Linked DNA regions of Homo sapiens: region 1 is linked to region 2. The links are chromatin contacts, found by Hi-C or POLR2A ChIA-PET in ENCODE. All regions are on one chromosome and are shown on one strand. Each heading gives the region's core, a stretch centred on a gene start or an enhancer-like site at or near the end of the contact. The rest is flanking DNA. Distances are from core to core; before and after follow the strand shown. Region 1 has its middle 35 kb from the start of LINC03034. Region 2 overlaps TRPM1 (transient receptor potential cation channel subfamily M member 1).

Region 1 (2,972 bases), core at 419-2,918, 250 kb after region 2:
GAAATGGACTGCCAGCTCCAGGGGGCGGCAGGGGACCGGCCCCAACACCCCTGCCATCCGAGTGGCACCTAGGCTGCCCGGCAGCCCTCCCTCACCCCTTCTTGTGTCTCCTGCTATGGGTGGGCTTCAGGAAACGTGCACTTAGCAGGCTGAGGCCTAAACTCAGCTATGGGCTTAGGATCCAGAGGAGGAGCCCTGGAGAGCAGCACGCAGAACCTTTTGGCTTTGAGAAGGAGGGGGATGAGGGGCAGGGGGCAGGGGCGACTGTGAGGTCCTGGGCTTGGGGACCCTAGGGAAGGAGTGGAGCAGCTTTAGGGACCCCATACAAAGGTCCCCAGGCCTCACATGAACCGTACCTCCCCAGCACCTCCCATGATCCCCATCTCCCCACCCTGGACTAAGCACTGGGAGGGGGCTGCCGGGAGGAAAGGCCCCACTGTGGGAGATAGGGGAGTAGGGAGTATCAAAGGGGCACAGAGAGAAGGCATTTCAGGAAGCACCTTCACCAGGACTGGCCACAAATAATCCCCAGGCAGAGTCCATTCCAGTGGTTCTCACCTGCAGACCTGTCCCTGCCTCCTGCCTTTCCCTGTGCATGCTCTGAGCCAGAAAGGACAACTAAGAGACGGTGACAGAGGGGCTTCAGGACGCCGCCTCTGTGGGGAGCTGGTGGGCTGTGGCATCCCTTAGGGGGTAACCCCACTGCCCAGACTGCTGGGCTCCAGGGAGTGGAGGGGGCAGAGGGCACCCGCCCCCACCTCTGCACTCGGTGGTCCTAGGGCCCCCGGTCTGCAGGGTCCATTGGGGCAGCAGCTAGAAAAATGTCTGGCTACAAGGGACAGGGGCCCACCCCAGAGGCTTAGGGCAGCAGCTCGTTTTCTGCCACAGAGAGAGGTCTGGGGCAGGCAGCTGTGCACGTTCAGCTCTGCTATTCGAGGGCCTTCCGGGGGGCCTCCCTCCTGGTGTGGTGCTCTAGACACTGGGCCGCCAGCAAGGGGTGAGGAAGGCAAAGGCCTTGCCTGCTGCGGCATTGCTGATATCAGGGAAGCAATAGATTTTCCCAGCCGACCTTGTTTAGGGTCTCAGGCCACCCAAGCTGTGAGCTAGGCTAGGAGAGTGAACGGGGCTGTCGAAATGGACTTTGACCGCAGCCGCCGAACAGCACTCAGGAGTGGGCGGGATATTAGGATATTGGAGGGTTCTCCACAGTGAGAGCTCTTGTGGCTGCCACCAAACAGGGCAGGGTCTGGTGGGGGGGCAGGAGGATCAGGGACCTGGAGTCTGGCATGGGGTGGCCTGTCTAGGCAGAAGCTCTGGGGAGTCCCTGGGAAGGCCCCAAGCCCCAGGGTCAGGAGTCTCTTTTTAGGCTGAGGGGGCATCGACACCCGGGTGCAGGAGTCTGCATGGGTTGGCCGAGCACACAGGTGTGAAGGCAGCCCTTTGATGTGCCTTGATGGTGCAAGGAGAGAGCCGGGTGGTCTTGCAGTCACCAGGCTGGGGCTCCAGCCCCACGTTACAGCCTTGCTGTTGCCCTCTAGTGACCCCTTGCATCTTGGAAGTGAGGCGACATGTGGTAAACACCTGGCACCTGCAGGGACTCCCTGGGTAGCCCTCAGAGGAGGCCACGGGGTCAGCTGGGGACGCAGAGGGTGAGACAGAAGAGAAACTGGGATGGGGCTGACTTCCAGGAAGCCGGGACATCATGGGGCCCCAGCTTAGTCTGGCCCAGCTGTCAGAGGGGCTGCTGGTTCAGAGCCTGGGGCCTTCTTAGTTGAGATGCCAGTGCCGGGCGACTGGTGATAAACGTGGCCCCTATCCCAGAGCAGTGCACACCGCCTTAGGCATTGGCTATATCCTAATCTCACTAGAACACCCCTCGGCCAGCGTCCCCCTCCACCCAGCACCTCTGGGGAACACTGGGGCTTCCTAATGAGTTAATCTGCTGGGAAGGAGTCCAGAGGCAGGCACAGCGCAGAACCCCCCCCCCGCCCCGCCCCAGCCCCCTCCACTGATGACACTGTTGACACCGCGGAGAGAGGCCTGCTCAGTGGGTCGTTGTGCTGAGAAACGAAACATTGCCTAACCCCAGGGAGAAACCACAAAAAGACAAAAACACGCAATGTCGCTGCAGCTGGGCCTGAGGGCTCAACCCAGATCCTGCTGTCTGCAAGGCGGGTGCAGCTGTTGTGTGGTTTGTGTTAAAGGCAAGAAAAAGAAGGGTGGGATCATGTTCAAATCCCCAAAAGATACCCCTCTGCCAGAGGACGAGTGGCGTTTGTTTAGGGACAGTGGGGCCTCGTTTCTTTGTCATTGAGTGGGTTAGTTCCACTCTCTGAGCAGCCCTGACTGAGTCTCACACCTGCGCTGGGGTCCCCACTTGTTCAGAGCTGGGGCTGGAGAAGCAGCGAGTCCCTGTCCGGGACCTTGCATGCTCCCTCACGCCCTGCCCCCTCCCCCTCCAGTCGTGGGACACTGCTATATTGCCGAAGGGATCTCAGGGTACACTGGGACCTGCTCCGAGCAGCTCCCTCAGGCGTCAGAGCAGAACTGGGCAGTGAGGTGAATACAGTGATGTGCCAAGGCAGATGGCAGGGCAGAGGCCGCTGCAAAGGTGGCTCCAGAAATCAGGAGGGCTGAAAAGGAGCTGCTCTCAGCCCGAAGAGGTGCATGTCACGAGTTTGCAGCTCAGGCTGGAGTCCACCATTCTTTATCCTTTATGCACAGGTCCCCCAAGGGCGTCTAGGGCCGGGGCTACTGACCGGAAGCCCTGCTCTGACTCCCCACCTTCCAGAAGGTGCTCTGATCAGGCCTGCCCGCTCCCACCCGCAGCCCAGTCTCAGATCTGCCAGTTCTCCTCAGAAGGCAAAGTTCTGGGGACTTGGGGCCACTCATGGGTTGGAGACTGAGTTGGGGGCTAGAGGCATGCTTAGGGCCCAGCCTCCATGGCAGGGCCAGGAAGTGAACCCCAGCCA
Region 2 (2,890 bases), core at 258-2,757:
TGATGAGTTGCTTCTCTCTTGCTGCTTTCAAGATTCTTTTCCTTTGGCTTTTAACAGTTTGACTATAACGTTAATTGGTATGGATCTCCTTGAGTTTATCCTACTTGGAGTTCATTGAGCTTCTTGGATATGTAGATTCGTATCTTTCATTAAATTTGTAAAATTTTGGCCATTATTTCTTTAAATATTGTTTCTGCCAGTTTCCCTTCTCTCTTTCTATAACTCTCATGATGCCTATGTTGTTCTGCTGGATGGTGTTCTACAGGTTTCAGACTGTTCAATTTCTCTTCATTTCCTCCCCCTGTTCCTTAGACTGGGTAATTTTTAACTGATTTATCTTCCAGTTTGCTGATTCTTTAATCTACCTGCTCAAATGTGCTATTGGGCCTCTAGAGTGAATTTTTCATTTCAGTTATTGTACTTTCCAATGTCAGAATTTCCTTCCCTTCCTTCATTTCTTTCTTTTTCTTTTTTTTTTTCTTTTTTTTTTTTGACACTGTCTTGCTCTATTGTCCAGGCTGGAATGCAGTGGCAAGATCACAGCTCACTGCAGCCTTGAATTCCTGGGCTCAAGCAATCCTCCCACCTCAGCCTCCCAAGTAGCTAGGACTACCGGCACCACCATGCTCTGCCAGTTGCCATGATATGCACCACCATGCCTGTCCAGTTTTAAAAATGATTTTATGTAGATGGTGTCTTGCTCTGTTGCCCAGGCTGGTCTTGAACTCCTGGCTTCAAGCAATCCTCCCTCCTTGGTCTCCCAAAGCTCTGGGATTACAGGCATGAGTCACTGTGCCTGACCTATTTTTTTAAAAATATATATAATTTCTACCTCTTTTTTTTTGAGACCTCGTCTACTACTTGATATAATTTCCACCTCTTTATTGATAGTCCCTTATTTGGTGAAAAATCCTTCTCATACTTTCCTTTAGTTCTTTAGAGATGATTTCCTTTAGGTCTTTAAATATATTTAAAATAGCTAAAATAGTTGAGTTAAACTCTTTGCTAAAACATCTAATATCCAGGATTCCTAAGGGATGGTTTTTAAGATTGTCCTTTTTCCTGTGTGTGGACCATAGTTTCTTATTTCTTTGCATGTTTTGTCATTTTTATTTAAAAGTGGACATGTTGAGTATTATAATGTGGCAATTCTAGAAATCAGATTCTCTCCCCTCTCAGGCTTGTTGTTATTGCTTAGTGTAGTTGTTGTTTGTTTAGTGTAGTTGTTGTTTGTTGTTTGTTTAGTGATTTTTGTAGTTGTTGTTTGCTTAGTGATTTTTCTGAAATAATATTGTAAAGTCTATATTCTTTATGTTGTGTGGCCACTGAAGTTTGTATTTTATTAGCTTAGTGGTCAGTTAATACTTAGAGATTTCCTTAAATGTGTGGAACAAAAACAACAAAATCTTCTAGTCTTTTCTGAGAAGCTGTATGTGTATATAGGGGCACATCTTCAACACTCAGGCAGTTTACATCTTTGCTTTAGCTTTCACTTCCTGCTTGCACAGAGCCTCAAGATCAAGTCAGCCAGAAATGAGCTTATAGCCTTCTCAGGTCTTCCTGAGTATACACACAGCCCTATGCATGCACATAGCTTTCTAAATTCCCAGGAATGTGTTAGAGCTTTTCAAAGCTCTTATGGACATCAGTTTTTCTCCCTAGTTTTTTGGTTAGTCTATTGTTTGCCCCAGCTGTCATCCGTCACCTCAGGGAGCAAGCACTAAACCCTTTGCCTGTAAATGTTTTTGACAACCCTTCCTCCACCCCTTCTAACTAGAAGCTTTAGTACTGGGCCTGTTCCAACTCAGGTGAAATACAGACGAACCTTTCAGCTAGGCTTTCAAGGAGCTGCCCTGTAATTACAAAACAAGTAATTATAATTCTTTGCATATGAGATTCTTTCTGCTCCTACTGGTACTAGGAATGCAGGTTGTTGTTTTCAAGGTGACTACTCAACTGGAGAGCAGAGGATAGGACAGGGCTAAGTTAAAATGTCACAAAGCTCACTTTTCTTATCAAGATCCAGCCATTTTGTTTAAATAAGAATGCCCTAGGTTGCTTAATAAGCCATTGCTTAATTTCCAGAGTGCCACAAGATATAGACTCTGACAGTTTTTGCCAACTTTGTTGTTGCTTTTATGGTGGGGCAGAATTCCAGAGTTCCTTACTCTACCTGCTTTTGTTCATGTCACCCCATTCAATGCCTTTGGTATGTGAATAAGGAGCAGACTCCTCCACCCCTGACAGACACAGTCTGCAGGTGAGCTCTGGAGTTCATAACTTTATGGCATTACTTTTCCAAGTTCCCCCTCTCACTATCTCCCTGATATCTCCAGTTCCTCAGAGTTTCCGTTTTCTATCCTCCAACCAGAAAGCTGGGGCTCAAATCAAAGCAAAGAGCAACGATTGACTTCACCCTCTTGAATTTTGATGCAGTGGGTAGGGACTTCACCAGACCACTGGATTTCCTGCACCTGACTTGAGGCAGGGGGTGGGGGTGGGGCTATGGGACAATAGAAAGGGAAAAAGGTACTCTTGGAATAAACAGATGAGATTATAAGCAGATGAGATGAGGTCAAAGAATAATTTCATTTAATATTAAAAGATATATAACCTTGGCTGGGCACGGTGGCTCACGCCTGTAATCCCAGCATTTGGGAGGCAGAGGCAGGTGGATCACCTGAGGTCAGGAGTTCCAGACCAGTCTGAACAACGTGGCAAAACCCCATCTCTACTAAAAAATAAAAATAATAAATTAGCTGGGCACGGTGGCATGCGCCTGTAATCCCAGCCACTTGGGGGCTGAGGCAGGAGAATTGCTTGAACCTGGGAGGCGGAGGCTGCAGTGAGCCGAGATCATGCCATTGCCCTCCAGCCTGGGTGACAGAGC

Evidence for each region. Hi-C counts contacts between places; a loop is a spot of excess contacts on that map. ChIA-PET counts read pairs that join two places held with the same protein, here RNA polymerase II (POLR2A). Pooled maps may share reads with other maps.
Region 1: a loop to region 2 is called in a pooled map, with 2.6 times the contacts of the local background. The contact joins two enhancer-like sites. A Hi-C loop is called at or near these places in 4 of 37 single-sample maps with no recorded cell type and 4 of 50 pooled maps. POLR2A ChIA-PET finds 5 or more read pairs at or near these places in 1 of 52 experiments (activated CD4-positive, alpha-beta T cell).

Annotation. Positions count from the first base shown.
Region 1 is chr15:31,264,448-31,267,419 of GRCh38, forward strand. No RefSeq gene overlaps it. Among named protein-coding and RNA genes, the nearest start is that of LINC03034, 35 kb to the left of the region's middle. Within about 2 kb of position 1,669, at least 18 of the 41 ENCODE cell types and tissues checked have a DNase peak (open chromatin) inside an H3K27ac peak, as active enhancers do.
Region 2 is chr15:31,012,509-31,015,398 of GRCh38, forward strand. All of the region lies in intron 27 of TRPM1 (transient receptor potential cation channel subfamily M member 1), which reads right to left. Among named protein-coding and RNA genes, the nearest start is that of TRPM1-AS1, 13 kb to the right of the region's middle. Within about 2 kb of position 1,508, at least 6 of the 41 ENCODE cell types and tissues checked have a DNase peak (open chromatin) inside an H3K27ac peak, as active enhancers do.